Regions from separate parts of the Homo sapiens genome. Here regions 1 and 2 are each linked to region 3. Evidence: chromatin loops called from intact Hi-C (ENCODE). Cell type or tissue: Caco-2. All regions are shown on one strand. Each heading gives the region's core, and the rest is flanking DNA. Links, peaks and the distances in the headings are about the cores only.

Region 1 (6,762 bases), core at 819-5,818, 340 kb before region 3:
AATGACTGGCTTTCAGATGCACAGCACCCCTGGGTTTTTTTGGCTACGTGCGCATGCAACTGCCTCTGCAGCTTCGAAGTCAGAAGACAGAGCCGCTGAATCCAGAAATGACAATCAGCTTGACAGCTGAGGAGACTTTGGCATGCCATGTGAAGCCACTAGATCATCTCTTTCTTTCTTTCTTTTGGTTCAAAGGCCAAATTGACACCGTATCATCAAACCTGTTATTTGCGCCTCCCTAGAGCAGCAGTAGGCTCTCGGGCCAGCTGTACAAATAAAGGATGAAGGAGATGAGAGCAGACACAGAACCGCCGGCCTCCCTGTCTTCTGAAGCCAGGGCATTCCTTTAGGATTTTGTCCCTTGTCGGTTGCCTAAGTCTAGAATGTCTCTTGAACAGGGCTAAGATAAAATTACTTTTATTTCATAACAACTTAGTAAAAGAGACCAAAAGATAAGAGGGTATGTACTGTACTTTTTAAAAACCAAAATCTTCAAGTCAGCCTTTTTGGCTGGCAATGATCTGGTTGCCCCAGGGACCAAAACATATGGGGAATGACAAAAATCTAAGAAATCGTTTGTCATTTTGTCAGTAGGAGCACTAGGAGAAACACTACAAATAAACAACTACAAATACAGGTACAGCCACACTTTTTCTGCCATGACTTCCTGCTCTTTCTTAGCCAGAAGGTATAAATAAATGCAAGGTATAAATCAGTGCAAGGTATAAATAAATGAAAAACTGAACAAACAGGAAAGATGCTTTTGTTATACTAATTATACAGATTTTCCAAATCACCCTTGAACTCTTAAGACCATGACATTTATCATAAAAAATGTCACAGGAAGGGGAAGGAATGTATTTATTAGGCTTGGTTATGGATTATGTGGCTGCCATGCTCCATACCTTACCTTATTTAATGCAACCAGCAACACTGAATAGTGTAGGCTATGATCCCCATATAGATGAAGGAAGGTGTAACTTATTCAGGCTCTCACACCTAGCAAGCTCAGATTCACACCTGGACCAGTCAGTCTCTCACCTAAACCTCTCCTCTTCCCCCTACCTGAGCCTGAGCCTAGCACAATGGAGGGTTCATCCACTAAATCACGCTCATGCCATGCCCGGAGTGACGTTTCAATCCCTTCAAGCCTCTTCTTATTTTTACACTTAAAAACAGTCTATCCAGATACACTCAATGTTCTTTTATAAAGTTTCTTTAGGACACAATGTTATTAATTGAATTAATTGAATACCTCTATTTTTTGTGGTTCTCAAATTTAACTTTCTGGTCCTATCCTATATCCCCAACTGTTTTCTAGAAACTTTCTTGCATCCTCTTCCCCTGTTAATTCATCTCACACATTGGGTCAAAGCTGAGCTCAGCCCTCTGCCTCCTCCTTCCCTGTCACTGAAGAGAGTAACTCTGTTCCTGGCATCATCTAAGCTCGCCATCCAGCTGCCAGCCTTGTCACCCTCTTTCCCTCATTCTCCATGTCCTTCTCATGACCAAGTCAATCACATCTCGATTTGAACCAAAACCCAAATCTCATGCTCCCATCTTACCTTCCTCCCACTGCCAAGCACCTGGCCCATGGTCTTGTCAACTCTCGCACGGGTTCCACAAGCACCAATCTCTCGCGTCTCCTTAACCCTGATCTTCTCCCCACTGCCCCATGCAACCGTCAATGAATCTTCTTCAGTCACCCCTTTCCTGGTGTCATTGCTTTCACCAACACCTGCAATGGGGACAATCTCCTTTCCGCACACCCGCCAACCTTATTCCCTGCAGTTTCCACACCCCCACCCTCTGCCCCAATCACACTTGTTTCCATGAGGTCAGAGTAGCCTTTCTTTACCTGTAGCTCAAATTCTGCCATCCCTCCAAAAATATTATAATCATAACAGTAGCAGTAATAACTGCCACCATGTACAAATCTAGACACAACACAACAGTGTGTTAATACATTCTTCTCATGGAATCCTTACCACCCTGTAAAGCAGAAAGTCATCCCTGTATCTACGACCTCATTCCCAAAGGAGGAAGCTGAGACTCAAAGACATGAGACAAAGGACCTGAGGCTGTTCAGTTCTGACTTCAAGGTTTCTGCTTCCATTTAACTGCAGTCCTCATCAATTTCACTCCCCTCCAAACTACCACATCTACCCTAAAATAATTAATGACTAAATAACGTCATCACCTATTTTTCATTATTGCCTTGTGCATGCTACTTTGCTTAATATCTGCTTGGGGTGATGTCTTCTAGTATACTTTTTTTTTTTTTTTTGAGACAGAGTCTCACTCTGTCACCCAGGCTGGAGTACAGTGGTGCAATCTCAGCTCACTGCAACCTCTGCCTCCCAGTTCAAGCAATTCTCCTGCCTCAGCCTCCCAAGTAGCTGGGATTACAGGCGGCCACCACCACGCCTGGCTAATTTTTGTATTTTTAGCAGAGATGGCGTTTTGCCATGTTGGCCAGGCTGGTCTCGAACTCCCGACCTCAAGTGATCCGCCCCCCTCGGCCTCCCAAAGTGCCAGGATTACAGGCATGAGCCACTGCGCCTGGCCTCTGGTACACTTTTTGCAGCCAGGGATTCATGAACGTTTTTATTTCCACCTCAGCATCTTGACCACTGTCTTGCACAGTATAAATTCTAAACATATACTCATGGATTACATGATCAATTAAAACTTCCACAATTAAAATGAACAAATAAATATTCTTTTAAATATATTCATCCTTTTTATGAGTCTCATTATTCTTAATCCATTATTATTATCATTCCTTTCTTTTCTAATGCTTCCCTCCTTTTTAAGGCTTGATTGTAATTCAACCAGTCAGCCACTGGGTGACACTACAACATCACTCACGAATCCTTTGGCAGTGCCTCCAGGAGCCTCCCCTATTGCAGGAAAAAGGCCCGTTAGGTGCCAGGAAGAGTTATCAAAATAAATAACAAAAGGTGTTATCAACAGTAGACAATCCAGAGACTGGACTTCAGTGGCAGAGTGTTTTCTTGTACCTTAAAGTAACCGCACTTGTTCACAATGAAATAGGGGCAACTGAGGGATTTAGCCTGGAGTAACACTCATTCGAGATTTTCACTGTGTTCTTAAGAGGCAGCATGGTGCAGTGGGAAGAACCCTGCACTGAGAACCAGGAGACATGGCTTTGCCACTGAACAACAAGGTCACCCCTTACTCCAGGCCATTGGAGAAGGGTTTTCCCATTTTAAAACATGGCATCTGCGTCTTCTGCGGGGCCTAAACAAGGCTAAGGGCTCCTGGTAAGCTCCCTGACTAGCTCTAACCCACTCAACTCTCCCTCCTTCTTGCCTGCCCTGTTCTCCAGCATCCCTGCCCCTTGGCCTTGCCTTGATTTGCTCCCACCTGTGTCTTGTGGCCCCCTCTTCCTCCTGTTTGGAGTCTCCCCCAGAGCTCTTCAGGGCTGCCCTGGCTTCTTGTCACTTTCTCTCCAGCCAAAGCATCCATTTCCAAGTGGTCAATTTCACCCACAGACAATCCCTCCGTGTCCCTCCCTAACCCAGACCTTTCTTTCTGAGTGCCAGTCACATATCCAACTGACCACAAGCGCTGCAAGTCCAAACCTGGACTCATGATCGCCCCTGAAACGTGCTTCCTGAGCGGGCACCACTGTCTGCACAGCAGCTTACACCTCTCCTGGGAGGCCCGCATGCCTCTAACTGCCTGCCCCAACTGCGCCAGGTGAGTCTCCTCATTCCTATCAAGTCTGCCTCCCAAATATGTCCACCTCCCATCCACTTCCCTACCCTCCACACTCACCCCCTCGCTAAGCCACCAAGACTTCCCACCTGCATGACTGCAGCAGCCTCATAACAGGTTTTCCCTAACATTACCTACCTGCCACCAGCCACATTTTCCAAACAGCACCAGATCATCTTATAACATAAATCCAATCTGCTTCTTCCCTTCTTAAAATCTTTCAAAAATTTCTTATTATGCAGGAAAATCTGTCTGCTTTTTTTTTTTTTTCTTTCTTTCTTTTTTTTTTAAGATGGAGTCTCACTCTGTCGCCCAGGCTGGAGTGCAGTGGCACGATCTCGGCCCACTGCAGCCTCTGCCTCCCAGGTTCAAGCAATTCTCTGCCTCAGCCTCCCCAGTAGCTGGTATTACAGGCACCCACCACCATGCCCAGCTAATTTTTGTATTTTTTTAGTAGAGACAGGTTTTCGCCATGTTAGCCAGGCTGATGTTGAACTCCTGACCTCATGATCCACCCACCTTGGCCTCCCAAAGTGCTGGGATTACAGGCATGAGCCAACCTACCCTGCCCCTGTCTGCTTTTTAAGCTGCATTGCATGCTGCCGGGTTCCTTACCCACTGTGGTCAAATTTCTCTCTAGTCACGTTTCAGTCCCTCAAACATGCTAGCCTGTCTCCTTCCCACTTCAGGGCTCAAGCGGAGGCTGTTCCCCTTGTCTGAACACTTGTAGGGAGCTGAATGGCGCCACAAAAAAAGATACGACATGTCTTAAGCCCAGAGCCTGTGACTATTGCCTTAGACGGCAAAAGACCTGATAAAGTGAAGGTTCTTGAGCTGAAGAGTTTCTCCTGGGTGATTTAGGTGGGCCCTAAATGCTACTACATGCACCTTTATAAGGAGGACGCAGAGGGAGATTGATGTGGACACATAGAGGAGCAGGCGATGTGAAGACAGAGGCACAGACTGAAGTGAGGCCGCTAGGAACCAAGGAATGCCAAGGACTGCTGACACCAGAAGGAGTGGAAGGAGGCAAGGAGCAGGTTCTCCCCCAGAGCCGTGGAGGGAGCCTGGCAGTGCCAGCAGCTTGCTTTTGGACTTCTGGCCTCTAGAGAATACATTTCTGTTGTATTAAGCCACCATGTATATGGTCATTTGTTACACAGCCATAGAAACTGACAGAAGGCTTCTCCTTCAGACTGTGGCTAGGAGAGTTCTAATTCCACCCGGTTCAAGCTCAAGTGCTAACCCACAGCTCCCTGTGCCCTGACCCCGATATGCTCCCATGCAAAGCAAGCCAGGGCACCAAATTGTCCACCTGGGGAGGGAGCAAGGATTTTTGTCTCATCTTTTCCCTGATGTGACTTGAGCACCTCAAACAGTGCCTGGCGCTCCTCAGGCAGCCAGAAATAGTGGCCGGAGGGGAGTCTTGTCTGTCTCTCGGTTTGGCTCTGAGCTCCAGGCTGCAGGGACTTTCTTCTTTACGACTGAGGCCTCCATGGCCTGGTTGGATGCCTGGCATGTGGCAAGTGCTCAATGGTTACTTGCCGAATGAATGGAAAGCTATTATTATTGGTATTATTATTCGTTGCCATTAAGATTGTATGATAGAGGACGAGTGCAGTGGCTCTTGCCTGTAATCCCAGCACTTTGGGAGGCCGAGATGGGCAGATCTCTTGAGGCCAGGAATTCAAGACCAGCCTAGTCAACATGGTGAAATCCCGGCTCTACTAAAAATACAAAAATTAGCCGGGCATGGTGGTGTGTGCCTGTAATCCCAGCTACTTGGGAGGCTGAGGCAGGAGAATCGCTTGAACACAGGAGGTGGAAGTTGCAGTGAGCCAAGATTGCACCACTGCACTCCAGCCTGGCAACAGAGCAAGACTCTGTCTAAAAAATAAAAAATAAACAAAAAAAAGATTGTGTTATAGAGAAATAAGCACCTTGGAGACAGCTGTTTGTGGATTTCTTGGCAAATTATTGAATATGGTTGTTTGAAAGGAGAAATTTGCTTTTATTTCCTAAAACCATTATAATTCCTCATCTTAGCTAATTAGTCAGACGTTACATTTGTACTAAAGAGGTATTCTTATACTAAGTGCTTTCTATTTTCCTATATAGTAGATTATTTCCCCCAAACTGTGCCCTGCTTTTGAGTGCACCTGTATCGCTAGCCCTTATTTCTTGCCAATAACAAGTTCAGTGTGGCCCTGCATTTGCTGAGCTCCGCACCCAGCCTGGCCTGGGTCATGCTGGGTCACACAGTTTGGCAGTTGTTGCTGTGGAATTGAACTCCACATGAGGAGACCAAAGGCCCTGTTGCAAATCACTGACAAGTTAATGAGGTGACTGACCAGGGCAGATGTGCCCAAAACTGCCTTCAGACCCAAACCACAACTAGGATTCCCAGGGGAGAGTCTTGTTATGTTAGCTCTATACGTAGACTCGGTCTGTTTGGAAAATAGGTAATACATTCTACAGTGTAGTAGGCAGATAAAAGCTTCTTTTCTCTCTTTTCTCATGCACGGATGCTGGATTTAAAGAGATATTTCTCAGTCTACTGAAATGATGTTAGTTAGTTGGAGTTATTTTCCCATGTAGACATCAGCTGCTGCTGCTACTTCTACCACTATAATTTATTAATACGCCAAAAAGCATTAAATGATAGGCAGGGATCCTTCCTTTACTCTCTAGGCCTCCCAAACCCTGTCCAGAAATCCTTACTCAAGGCCAGGCGTGGTGGCTCACGCCTGTAATCCCAGCAGTTTGGGACGCTGAGGTTGGCAGATCACCTGAGGTCAGGAGTTTGAGACCAGCCTGGCCAACATGGCAAAATCCCATCTCTACTAAAAATACAAACATTAGCCAAGTGCGGTGGGGGTGCCTGTAGTCCCAGCTACTCGGGAGGCTGAGGCAGAAGAATTGCTTGAACCCAGGAGGCAGAGGTTGCAGTGAGCCAAGATAGCGCCACGACACTCCAGCCTGAATGAGAGAGACTCCATCTCAAAAAAGAAAAAAAAA
Region 2 (6,762 bases), core at 738-5,737, 410 kb after region 3:
TCCTTCCTTCCCTTCCTCCCTCCCTCCCTCCCTCTTTCTTTCCTTTCTTCCTTCCTTTGTTTACAAAGAAAGGGATGGTTTTGGGTTCAGAGTCTTTGGCAGTATATAGTAATTAGTATATAGTAATATAGTAATATATAGTAGTATATAGTAATTCAATGCCTTTAGGTCAATATATTTTCCATTTTTACTGTGCATACGCATATATACAATGTATTTTAAAAGTTGGCTTTACAATATGTAGTTTTATCATTTGGTTTACAACTAAATATATTGTGAACATTTTCTCTTCTACAACAGTTAAAAGAATTGCATAGCTTGGAGGAAACATAATTTATTAAGCAGTCTTGTTGGGGACATTGAGGTATAATTTTTTTTTTATAAGGAGACTTCATTCTTTTTACAACACCTTTGGGAAAAAAATTGGAGTCCTTGTCTCATATAGCTTTCTATAGATGACGGAAACTTACCCTTCCATTTAGCCTTTTAACTTTCTTCTCTACACCCACCTAATCACCATCAAGTAACCCATTTTATGTTTTCCAACCTCTCTCTCCCATTTGCTTCCTCTTTCCTACCCAGTCTCCCTGCATACATGCAGATGAACTTCCATTCCTTCAGCCCTCTGTTTCCTCCCCTTAAAGAGGCTTTCTTTCCATTTAAAGAGACTATTTTAATTGATTTTTATCAACTCTACTCAAAACTGTATCCTAAGGTCCACATTAGGATTGGTCTTTAATAATCTGAAGATAATATTCAATTGTTTAAAAGAACTTTTAAGAAGACCTTGGTAGAATTACATGTATCAAGAAACATGACTTAGGCACAATGGAGATATGGCTGACTTTCTTTTGAAAAAAGAAGTAGTTTTTGTGGGGAGGGCAGGGCAAAGAGGTAAGAAGTATTTGGTACTACAAGGAAATGTTAGAGACCATTTTGGAAATGTATTCATTATTTTAAGGCAACTAACAAATGATCATCTTTCAGTTAGGACATTATAGCAGCAGCCTTTACTGGTCATGAAATTTGAATGATATCTAAAATCATATTTCTGGAAATAGGTCAATGTCAATTAATAGTAACTTTGTATAGAAAGGCAGATGCCAGCTAGCATATAAAAGTGGTGCATGCAGACGGTGGTAGTTCTGGAGTCCTGGGAGCCATGAGGTGCTCATCCATCACAAGGCCATCACAGCCAGGTAGAAATGCCTGAGGAAAGCAGCGGAGCTGCCCGTGCCAGCATTTACACATGGAACACTTCTTGGGCAGCCGGGTGTCATGGGGCACAGACCCACAATTCTCTTTGCGTACACCGTGCTCACAGTTCCATCCATAGAAGGAGGGGAGGCAGGCACAAAAGGACCCCAGCATGCAGGTTCCCCCATTCAGGCAGCAGGTTCTGTTTGGCTCCTTACTGTCCTGTATCCCCATGGGGGGCACAAGCTGGGAAGACCGAGGACGAATTGCAGGCTCCTCCTGGGGCTGAATGCTGTCATCTCTGAAGGCCAGGTCTCCCTGAGATGGACGCACAAGTTCCCGATGGCTCAGCCTTTAACAAGCAATTCAACGCCTTTAAAAAATTGCCTTTACTTTTACAGTTACTGGCTGTTTACTGAAAATTTCATATAATTTTAAATTTAGAAATAAAAACTTCACAGATGGAATTAAATTTCATATAATTTTCAGTAAACAGCCAGTAACTGTAAAAGTAAAGGTAATTTTTAAGATTACATTTTACTAAGTGAAGTAAAATAAGTGAGTCAATCTAGAGACATTTTAAGAACTTAAAACTTAGGTATGGATCTCTGGAAGAGGTAAGGAGAGATATGGCTCATAGTTGCGCAGATAACACAGGAATGACTCAAGTTTGAGAAATTCCAGTTGAGGCCAAATTCCTTAAAGGAAATTGACAAGCTGGTTGGCTGACTCTGTCTCTCCGCAGGCTTTCTCATGGAAACGTGGCAGGCAAACAACGATGCTGGCAAGAAATTGGACAAGCCGCATGAAGGCCTGGAGAGTTTTAAGCCCAGGTTGAGAGCACAGGTGTAGGCTTTCTGGTGTAGGTTCCGACGCACCTGCCTTCCATTCCCGCCTATCCATTTAGGCTGCGACCTCTGGTAGTTCTCCACTTTCTCTAATTCTGAGTTACTTCATCCTTAAGAAGTGGTGCATAACTCACACCTTGTTAGGATTGTATGAGTATGTGTGCATACACCGTTTAAAGCAATGTAGGGCACAGAGTCAGGAAATGCAAAATATTAAGTTGAGGTCATTTTTCTTTTGGGAGGACAAGGACAGGGCACGGGCTGGGGCCCTAGAGTAGTAATTAGCGATGGGCTTTTCCTCCCAGCCTTCCTTTTGGGAAACGCAGTGTGCTAAAAAAGTGCATGCAGCCCAGGCTGTGGCCTAGGCCGTCGGTTCCCGGCCATGCCTAGCTCCTCTGAGGTCGCCCTTAGTGAGGACACGAGGTGCCCTCACCTCTTTCACTCTAGACACCTCCAGAACACTCGCCCCCCGCGCGCCGGAGCCCCGGGTCGCCACCAACCGCCCGCGGAGCCAGACCTCCCAGCTCTGCGCCCCAGGACCGCGCGGTGCAACCTGCGCATGCGCACCCGCGTCCCGCTGCTGTTTAGCCGTTTCCAAGGCTACGAAGCCCATCGGCCGGGGATAAGAGAGCAAGAAAATGAAGCTCAAGAGCCTCCTGCTCCGGTATTACCCGCCAGGTACGCACCAGCCCGGCCCCGTCATCCCCACGTGGGACCCTGGGCTCCCAGACTGGGAGGGTTTGGGGCGGAGGAGGGCGCAGCCACTGAAAGGCGGCGGGGTCCCCAGGTGGGGCAGGAAGTCGGGCACTTCCCAACCTGTGCCCCTCATTCCTTCAGATGCTGGACTCTTCCTCAAAACATTAACAATTACTCTTTTAGGAATTTAAAGAGTTTAGCTTGACTGTGCATGTCAGTCTGTCTGCATTTATTGAGTGCCTACTGCGTACACGCTTTGTGCTCTCTGCTATGGACCTTTAAAGAAGTTCATAGTGCTTGATTTCAATGAGTGAAGTAATTATGAAATAAATTACTTAACTATTACTTAGTAACATAAGCAATACATTAATTACCTAATCCTTGCCTAACTCTAATTTTAGGTGAGGACATGGTCACCTTTAAAGAATAAGTGACACCCATTGATCACCCAGCTTCTTAGGGACAGAAATAGGAGTGCAATTCTTGGGTTCTAATTCAGAACTCGTCTTCTGAATTAGAAACATCTGCAAAAAAAAAAAAAAAAAGAAAAAAAAGAAAAAAATCTGCAAAACATACCACAAGGCAGAAGATAACCAAATACACTTGCCCAATGAAGTTTGGATAGGAAGTGTCATAAAGATTTCAAAGGAGGGTAAGATACTTTGGACCGGTTTTGTTAAGAATAGCTTTATGAGGGGTGGGACTTGAATTTCAGGTTGAATATCTCACTTTTCCCTGCAACACATCCAACTGCTTGGTCAACATCGCCGATGAGGTATCGCATAGAGATCTCATGATTTCTTTTTTCCAGTCCCATCCCAATCCTGCTGCTTCCTCAAACTGTGCCCTGCCAGTAGAAGGCATCATCACCCAGCCTGTTTTTTGCCAGAAACCTAGGTGGTCACTTTTTGTTTCTCTCCTGTGATCATTCACTGCCTCCCCCACCCCCCCAACCCCCGGCATTCCGTTATCATTCTGCCAGCTCTAAGTCCAAAATATTCTGTGAATCCATCAGATTATCCCTCTTTCCATAGCACAGATTTCTTGGTCTAACATCCCTTCCAGCTGCCAACCTAGTCCAACCCTCCATTCCAGCCACCATTCCCTTTGGCTGAGCCACTCCAGTGGCTTTTCAACTGGATTCCTGGTTTTCACCCTCATCTCCTACAATCCATCTGCCACTAGGAGCCAGTGGGATCTGAATTCAAGATCTCCAATAGCTTCCTATCATGCTTAGAATACGATCCGCAACCTGTGGGATTTGGCTCATTCTGTGCTGCTGACTTCTAAAACTTCACTTGTCTACCCTCACTATACTTCTGACTTCTTTAGCTTGTTCTTCTAAGACTTAAGAGAGGGCCTTTCACTCATTCGTTTTTTGGACCCAGCTTTCCCTAGAGCTAGGAAAAGCTGCTTCCTTTTCTTCATTCAGTTTCAATCAATGTCAACCACCTGAAGAGACTTTCCTACCTATTCAAAGTAGCCTGCACTGATTTTACTCTATGCCATAAAGTGCTTAAAAATTATATTTGTCATCATCCAAAACTCTACTTGTTTTGTTTCAAATGTCTGCCCCTTTCCCATTTAATGTAAACTTCGTGAGAACTAAGATCTTAGTGTGGTTTGATCATTGTAGCACCCTCAGCTTCTAGAAGAGATTTGGTGACACAGAAGATCAGGAATGTTTGTTGAATGAATGTATGGATAAATGGATGTGTTTGATGAGAGGTCAGGTATGGAAATTACTGAAAATAAACACTGAAAATCTTAAGGGATGCTGCTTCTGCCTCCCTGGAAGACCGATCCTGGACAGCTACTTTCTCCAATGGGAAGTTGACATTTGTAGAAAAGACATGCATTTTCTCCTTCATAGAATTCCAGTTAAAATAATATGAGAAAGCTATATATATGACAGTATCTAGATAAATTTATTTTATGTAATTAATTAATTAATTTAATTTTTGAGACAGAGTCTTGCTCTGTCACCCAGGTTGGAGTGCAGTGGTGCAATCCAACTCCACCTCTTGGATTCAAATGATTCTCATCCCTTAGCCTCCCAGGTAGCTGGAATCACAGGTGTGCACTACCAAGCCCAGCTAATTTTTGTATTTTTAGCAGAGACGGGGTTTCACCATGTTGGCCAGGCTGGTCTTGAATTCCTCACCTCAAGTGATCCACCTGTCTTGGACTCCCAAAGTGCTGGGATTACAGATGTGAGCCACTGCATCAGGCTGAGAGTATCTACGAAATTTAAATTAGGCATAGGTAGATAGTATATAGAAAATTTAAAATTAAGACTAATAGTCTGTTTCCTTTAAGTATTCCATAATTTTCTTTTGGCTCTTTTTGCCCATAGGCCTGTGCTGGTTCCCATAGATGTACCAATAAATGAAGCTCTTGCTTTCATCTCTTTGTTGTGGAGTGTAGGTTAAGAATATGAGCTCTGGGTTCAGAATAACGGCTTCTCACCATATACAATAATAAAAAAACTTGGGCAATTTGTTTTATTCTATCAAAGCATGGGTACATGGTGACAACAGCACCACTTCACAGGTCTACTAGACCCTTCCAGCTTCTTATCTTATTTGATTCTTTCTCTTCAGAGTAGAGAAAATTTTTGGAAGAATACTCTCCCCAAGTGCTGTCCTCCCTTCCTATCATGTTTTCACGCGGATTGCCCCACTGAAACTGCCCACTTTAAGATCTCCAATGACATTCACATTGCTAATCTACTGGCCAAGCCACAGTCCTTGCCTGCCTTGACCTGACAGCAGCATTCAACCACTCTGCTTTTCTTTGGCTTCCAGGACACATATTCTATTTTCCTTCCTGTCTCACGTCACTTCTTCTGTGTCTATCTTGTTGGTTCCTCTTCTTCTTTTTGATTATTTAATGTTGGAGTGCCCCAGAGCCCCAACCTTGGATTTCTCCTTTCTATCTACACTCATACACTATGCAATCTCATCCATTCTCAAGGCTTAAAAACTATCCTGAACTGAGGTCAGGAGTTCGAGACCAGCCTGCCCAACATGGTGAAACCCCGTCTCTACTAAAAATACAAAACAATTAGCCAGGTGTGGTGGTGCGGGTCTGTAATCCCAGCTACTCAGGAGGCTGAGGCAGGAGAATCGCTTGAATCTGGGAGGTGGAGGTTGCAGTGAGCCAAGATCACACCAATGCACTCCAGCCTGGGTGCCAGAGCAAGACTCTGTCTCAAAACAAACAAACAAACAAACAAACAGAAAAACAAAAAACAAACCATCCCGCATAGTCCTGAGTACCTGAGTGCCCACCCGACACATTCATTTGAATGTCCACCGTACATCTCATGTGGGGGTCTCCCATGGTCTTCCCCATCTCAGCAAATTGCAGCTCCATTTCTCCACTTACTCATGCCAAACATTTTGGACTCTTCCTTGTCTCTCTCTCATCTCCACATCCACTAACAAATCCTGCTAGTCCTGCCTCCAAAATATATGCAGAATCCAACAATTTCTACTACCTGACCACTACCATTCTTTTTAGCTTGAAAGCTTCCTTCCACCCTTGCCCCTCTTCAGTCTATATGGCAATGGGATGGCTCTGTTAGAACATAAATATGACCATGTCACTCTTCTGCTCCAGCCCTCCAATGACTTCTCAGCTCGTTTAAAGTAAAAGGACCATGATCCCCAAGGCCCTGCAAAATCTCACCCCCTGTTGCTTCCCTGACCTCACCACTTTCGACTTTTCCCTCCAGCAACACTCCTCTCCTTGGTGTTCCTTGAATGGGGCAGAGGTGTCCCCACCCAGGGTCTGCAGTTGGTGTTCTTTCTGCCTCGAATAATCTACCCATGGACATTTGTATCACTAGTGCCCCATATTTTTAAAGTCTTTCCTCAAAATTGTGTAAAGTGAAGACTTAGATATCTCCTTTCTGAGCATTTCTATCTTCTTCCCATGATATTTCACAGCCCCTTTCCCTGGTTTGTCTTTTCTCCTTGGGGCTATCTTAATCCAACTCATCATTGTTTCACTCATT
Region 3 (6,762 bases), core at 1,208-6,207:
TGTTCCTGTAAAGTTGCTCCAGGGACTTCCCCACTCATAAGCGGACTTGGAATTTTCGCCGTAAGTCCTTTGCTATAAGTTCTACGCACATTCAACAGGGACACCTCTGTGTAGCAAGTTACCTAAATGAATATTCAGGCTGTTTTCACTCTGGGAACTTGGTATGTGTAAATTTTCAGGTAATTTCCCTCATTTGAATAACTTCTTGAGTGAAAACAGGTCCTTCAAGTGCACATCCTGGAGCCCCGGGGCTGGCATAGCATCCTTATAAAGCAGAAACCTCAGGCTAACAGAGCCCAGTTATGTCCTGGGATGTTTGTATTCCTAGAGCCCAGCTCGAGACCAGGAAGTGCCTCCTAGGTTTTCCTGTTTCCATGTGGCCTTGGTTTGGATTCACAAGAAAAGGATTCAACAGAGTACAGTGCTGACTGTACCGGTTAAATTATGGCCTCTAAAGTCCAACCACTGGCCTTCCAATCCCAGCTCCATCACTTCCCAGCTATGTGACCTTGGCAAGCCCTCAACTCGGGAGCCTTAGTTTCTTCATCTGTAAAATGGATATAACAATAAAATCTATGTCCAAAGGCTGCTGTGAGTATTAACTGGGTGCTTAGTCAACCGGGAAACATTAGTCACTGGTATTGGGGGATCAACGGTGGAGCTCTATGCAATCGATTCTCTTCTCAGGGGATGGGGTATGATGGCAACATCAGTCAACTGGGCTCAAGGGAATTACTTTGCACTCAGTTCAGCACATGCTGTCTAATGAGCCATTGCCTATCTGCCAGCATTTGTTGAGAAATACAAAAAGAAAGAGAGGAGGTTTTTTTAGAGACCCACTTTTAAAATACCCCCATCTGACCCCTTCAAAATGGAGGGCTGATGGGTAGCGTCCATTTTCCTTTTCTGTAGGCCCAGCAAGCCCCACTAATGTTTCTTTTCTGATAACTAAAGCAGGTTTCTCTCCCCACAGGGGCCTCTTTCTTTCCCCTGAACCAGAAGGGAAGATCCCCTTTCTCTTTTCAGTAATGGGCAAGAACAAAGTTCCATTGACAACGTGAATGGAGCATTTCTTACCCTGGACTCTCTTCGCACTGCAGAGGCAGGGACCTTTTCTCTCCCGCTTGGCTTCTGAAGATTATGATTCAAGTCCTCTACAGGCGACTAGGGCAGCCCAGGAATCCTGATTCTGGCACGAACTGACCAAGGGAGGGAGGCTGCTTGGTTGCAGAGCCTCCATGCACAGAAGTCCACTTACCTGTGACTTCTGATATGTGCAACCCCGAGAATTTCCCCTGCTTCGCCTACTCTGGGCCTCCCCTAACCACCCAGTAGCATCCTCTCCTTTCACATGCTATTACCTTACCCTGCTTCATTTTCCTTTAGAGCACTTAGCATCACCTGGTCCATTATATTAATTTGTTTGTCTGTTCTCCCTCCCAACGGAACATAAACCCCAGGAAAGTAGATGTTGTCTTGTTCATTGCTGAATCCCCAGTGTCTGGCACAGTGCCTGGTAAAGAGTAGATACTCAGTAAATATTCACTGAATGAATGAAGAAAGGCAGGCTGAAAGCTACTTCTGGTTTCCCTCTAAAATAAAAAAAAAATGTCTTTCTGATAAATGGATAACTAAAGTCAGGTTGCAATGGTTTTGGGCTTTTAGAATGGCCTGAGTTTGGATCAGTCAATCAACTGATGCAATTTATGAGCGATCTTTTATAGCCCAGCAAAGTAGAGACACAGAAGGATATGACCTGGTCCCTGCTCTCTGAGTGCACAAAATTCAGCTCACAAATGACAGTGGAAAATGAACCGAGGTAAAAGAAAAAGTCTCCAACAACACGGACAGCTGGAGGGCAGGTCTGCAGTTTCTCTGTTTTTCCTGGCATCTCTAAGGAAAGAGAAGCCAGGTATCCACCTGTCAGTGCCACAGCCACTGGTGGTAAGGGATGTGTGCCATTCAGGTGTCTAGCTTCTACATCCCTGGTGCTCTCTGTAGAGTATGCCCAGAAACCACACTGGTATTTCCAGGAAGTATACACCAAGTGCTGTTCTCTGTAGGTTTTGCCCCTTCTTTCTTTTCTATCATGCTACTTCTTACAAATTAAAAAGCAAGTCAGGAAGCAATGTTAAAAATAATCAAACCACAGCTAAAGGAAGGTACCTTCAAAAGAAGAAACGGGGGAAAAAAATTGAGTCGACTATTATTCCACAGTGCTTTATACTTGAGGCCCTGTGATTATTCACTCTGTGAAACCCAGTGGAACCTGGGGGAGTTAATGGGGCCAATGTTACTTTTCTTTTGCATTACTTATGTGGGCTGTAAAAATGAGCTTTGGCTCCATGGCCAAAAGCGGAAAATGTCACACCATGGGGAGCGAAGAATGTGAATCAAAATGCAAAACCTACAGCTCCAGTTTTCCTACATTGTAAATGCTTATTGCTATCAGGTAACTCCTCTCCGTAATCCAAAGCAGCTCCGGGCACCGCAGGGGCAGGGGAAGGGAAGATCTGAAGACTCTAAGTATGGACAGTATTGAGGCCAGACACAGTTGCTCACACCTGTAATAGCAGCACTTTGGGAAGCCAAGGCAACAAGATCGCTTGAGGCCAGGAGTTCGAGATCAGCCTGGGCAACACAGCAAGACCCTGGTCTCTACAAAAAATATTAAAAACAATAATTAGAAGGGCATGTTGGTGCATGCCTGTAGTCCTAGCTACTCTGGAGGATCACTTGAGCTCAGAAGTCGAAGGCTGCAGTGAGCCATGATTAGGCTGCTGCACTGTATTCCTGGGTGACACAGCAAGATCTTGTCTCAAAAAAAAAAAAAAAAAAAAAGAATGAACAATATTGAGGGTCCCCAGCCACCCAGAGCTACCTGACTGAAACTGAGTGTTTAAGAGAGGATTTAGGGGCTTCTGAGAGAGGCTCTGTGCTCTAAGACTTGGGGCTAGGGAAAGCCGATCAGCAACGTGGGGGCTTGGGGAAGAAGGTAGCTTGCTTTGTGACCAGTTCAATTTTTTTGAGGGTCCCAGAATATTAAAACATGAAGAGATGTCAAAACAGGGCCTCCCCAAACTGTGGCATATTCTAAAATAATTAAACTTAACCAATATATTGTTTAATATTAAACTAATATTAAACAATATACAAGTAAACAAAGAAAACACGGTAATTGCACTATTCACAATGTAGGTCCAAGACTTACTAAAAATATGAGTGCAATGCAGGTGGCAAGAATGGCATGGGACATGACTGGCAACATCTTTTTTCTATTCTGTCAATGGATCTTTCTGACACTGCAGTAACTCAGAGATATTGTCAAAAGTCTAAACCTAAGTCAGGCGCGGCAGCTCATGCCTGTAATCCCAGCACTTTGGGAGGCTGAGGTGACAGGATCACTGGAGGTCAGGAGTTTGAGACCAGCCTGGCCAACATGGCAAAAACCTGTCTCTACTAAAAAAAAGAAAACAAAAAAACATGCACACACACACAAATTAGCCAGGCATGGTGGCTCATACCTGTAATCCCAGCTACTTGGGAGGCTGAGGCAGGAGAATCGCTTGAACCCAAGAGGTGGAGGTTGCAGCAAGCCAAGATGGTGCCACTGCACTCCAGCCTGGGCAATAGAGCAAGACTCTGTCACAAAAAAAAAAAAAAAAAAGAAAAGTCTTAATTGAGGTCCTTTATGAATGGAAAGCCCTCCAGGGACAAAGCCACCACTGGCCATTCCATGATGTTGGTTATTGCTAGTCCTGCTTTGCTCTCAAGCAAACAGGAGGCCTCCTCTTGGGGCCTTGCCTGCAGGCATGGAGGGTGGAGCAGTCTAAGATGACCTGGCAGCTTGCTGCTGGCTCCCTGGCTCCCTGGGGCCTCTCCAAACACCAGGGTTTGTCGGGGATATAGTCTCTGACTCACCACTAGTGATAAGACAGGCCAAGAACCTTTAAGCAAGTCAGACAGCATTCAGGGAGGTTTTAGATTCTTACCACTGGAAGTCTGATTTCAGAATTTGCAAGTTCCTTAACAAAACCGTTGTAGCTTTGACAGAACTGTAGTCATTCTGGGAGCCAAAACAGCAGAGACAACAATACACAGAATGCTGAACCTGCTGCATCAAAGTGAGGAAAGCTTTATCTCTGCCTCCTCATTGCTGCATCTATTTATTCATCCAACCAATATTTACTGAGCCCTTTCTAAGTGCCAAGTCTCACAGTGAGTGCTGGAGAAAGAGTAGTGGACAAACACAGACTTGGTCCCTTCCCGGAGGAGGCCTGCAGTGTATGGGGCTGGGGGGAAGGAAGAGGGGCCCTAACTGAAAATCACAAAGCAATGTAAGTAGCCACAGCAGCAAATGCTATAAAGGAGAGGCCCATGGGGCTATGAGTACATATAATGAGGTCTGACATGTTTAGGCATGTCAGGAAAGGATCTCTGAAAAACAGATATTAAGCTGGATCTGTTATGGTTGAGAAGGGAAAGTGGAGATGGAAGACCATTTTTACCAACAAAAATAGTGTGTGCAAAGGCCCTGTGGTGGGAGCCAGGAGAATGTAAAGAACTGAGAGGAAGTAGGGCTGGAGCAGAGTGGTGGGGACTTAGAATGGTGCCCAAGGCACTGGGGCACGGGGCAGAGGCCAGGGGGCGGCGGAGGGCAGGTGGGCGCTGCTGGGGGATGCTGGGCTAGGCTGGGAGAGACCTAGGGTGAGCAGGAAGGAGGCTGCCTGTGCAGGGCGTCTGAGCCTCTGAGGTTTTCTTTCATCCTAAGAGCAATGCAAAAGCTTAAGTAGGGGGAGGGAACTGGGGACATCTGAATCACATTTGGATTTTGAAGAGATTACTCTGGCTGCAGTGTTAACATCTCTAAAGGTAATTTCTGCTTTGCAAGTCCAATAAGCAGGATCAGTCTTCAGTCACTGGAAGCAGAAGCTGGTGCCTTGGCAGCCAGATCTGGGTTTGAATCCTGGCTTCATGCCTCACTTCTGGCATGGCCTTGGGCAGGCCAGCCTTTCAGAGCCTTAGTTTCCTCATATATAAAACAGCGGTAATAATACCTCTTTCTGCGTTGTTATGAAAGTTACGGAAATTAAAGTAAATAAGTAGTCTTGCTTGATACACAGCAAACTCTCCTTGGGATATTTTAAAGTAGAAACCAACTTTGATACTATGTATGGCATGAAACAGCTAACATCCAAAAGGGTTGTATAAACTTTCAGCTTGAGGAAAACATTCGCCTTCCTACAGGTCTATAGTTTGGAAATACTGCACCTACATTTGTCTCTCTCTCTCTCTTTTTTTTTTTTGAGACAGGGTCTCGCTCTGTCACTCAGCCTGCAGTGCGGTAGCACTCGCTCTGTCACTCAGCCTGCAGTGCGGTAGCACGACCATGGCTCACAGCAGCCTCAACCTGCTGGGCTCAGGCAATCCTCTGGCTTTAGCCACCTGAGTAGCTGGAACTATAGGCACATGCCACCACACTCAGCTAATCAATTTTTTTTTTCTTTTTGTAGAGACAAGGTCTTACTATGTTGCCCAGGCTGGTCTTAAACTCCTGGGCTTAAGCAATCCTCCTGCCTTGGCCTCCCAAAGTGCTGGGATTACAGGCATGAGCCACTGTGCCCAGCCTTACTCCTGTCTCTTTAAAACAACTAAAACACAATAATCAACCAACCACTCATTCCACTGTTTGCATACATAAGGTGCTACAGCCATGCCTTCTGATTTTGGAATTTATCAGATGATAGACCATGGAGAGATGAGCAACCAGAGAACAAACAAATGACAAAGGAGCACTGCAAATATAGAAACAAATAAGCCACTGGCTGTGGCGTGAGGGCATTTGTTGGTTATGAATAAGAGACTGCTGGGTGTCATATTTAGCCAGCATGGGGCTGGTCAGTAAGCCTTCTGTTTGGATCAGTCAAGAATTCAACATTGCTTTCATCTCTTGAATGGCCCGGGGCCCTGTCAGAATATAACTCCAGGGCCAGTCTCAATGGCTCATGCCTATAATCCCAGCACTTTGGGAGGCTGAGGCTGGTGGATCACTTGAGGTCAAAAGTTGGAGACCAGCCTGGCCAACATGCTGAAACCTCATCTCTCCTAAAAATACAAAAATTAGTCGGGTGTGGTGTCGGGGGCATCTGTAATCCCCGTTACTTGGGAGGCCAAGGCAGGAGAATCACTTGAATACAGGAGACAGGGCTGAGATTGCACCACTGCACTCCAGCTTGGGCAACAGAGTGAGACTCCATCTCAACAACAACAACAAAAACTTCAGTTGACTTCAGGATTAAGTCAAGGGTCTTGTCAAAATACTCAAAAGCCAGCTTTCAGTGGTTCCCACTGGCCAATGATGAGACAATGTGAGCACTGGGGATGTAAAATATATTAAATACATTTAAATCCTTGAGTTTGTAATAGCACTTTAAAAATATTGATCGCCTAGCCTGGGCAACATAGCGACAGCTTGTCTCTACAACAAATACAAAAGTTAGCCGGGAGTGGTGGTCCTAGCTTCTTGAGGGGGTGTGCCGAGGCAGGAGGAACACTTGAGCCCAGGAGTTCGAGGCTGTAGTGAGCTATGATTGTACCATTGTACTCCAGCCTGGGTGACTGAGTGAGACCCTGTCTCCAAAATATAAATATAGATATATCTATATATCTCTGTCTATATATATTGATCACCACTGGAAGGTGAAATGAAGCCAATACATTATTTTGAAAATTTGTGAATAAAGGAAAGGAATCAAATATTTA

The links. Peaks named below come from ENCODE experiments on the same cell type or tissue, not always from the same donor. Only the 100,000 strongest peaks of a DNase experiment are listed, where the experiment ranks them.
Region 1: it touches region 3 in a loop (7-fold over the local background); 5 of 110 quality-filtered maps call a loop at or near these places.
Region 2: a loop joins it to region 3, with 5 times the contacts of the local background. A loop is called at or near these places in 9 of 110 quality-filtered maps.

What each region holds. Positions count from the first base shown.
Region 1 is chr2:227,127,141-227,133,902 of GRCh38, forward strand. All of the region lies in intron 4 of COL4A4 (collagen type IV alpha 4 chain), which reads right to left. Among named protein-coding and RNA genes, the nearest start is that of COL4A4, 34 kb to the right of the region's middle. In Caco-2, for the core only: a CTCF peak has its summit at 2,846 (motif pointing right); a DNase peak (open chromatin) is centred at 2,881.
Region 2 is chr2:227,869,007-227,875,768 of GRCh38, forward strand. DAW1 (dynein assembly factor with WD repeats 1) reads left to right here and starts at 2,625. Exons shown (of 13, transcript NM_178821.3): 1 at 2,625-2,723. The coding sequence starts at 2,684. It also overlaps the pseudogene CRIPTOP2. In Caco-2, for the core only: no CTCF peak of the experiment used is centred there; DNase peaks (open chromatin) are centred at 1,945 and 2,635; H3K4me3 peaks cover 1,085 bases.
Region 3 is chr2:227,462,567-227,469,328 of GRCh38, forward strand. No RefSeq gene overlaps it. Among named protein-coding and RNA genes, the nearest start is that of MIR5703, 6.2 kb to the right of the region's middle. RefSeq lists enhancers at 105-164, 1,065-1,124. In Caco-2, for the core only: no CTCF peak of the experiment used is centred there; a DNase peak (open chromatin) is centred at 3,845.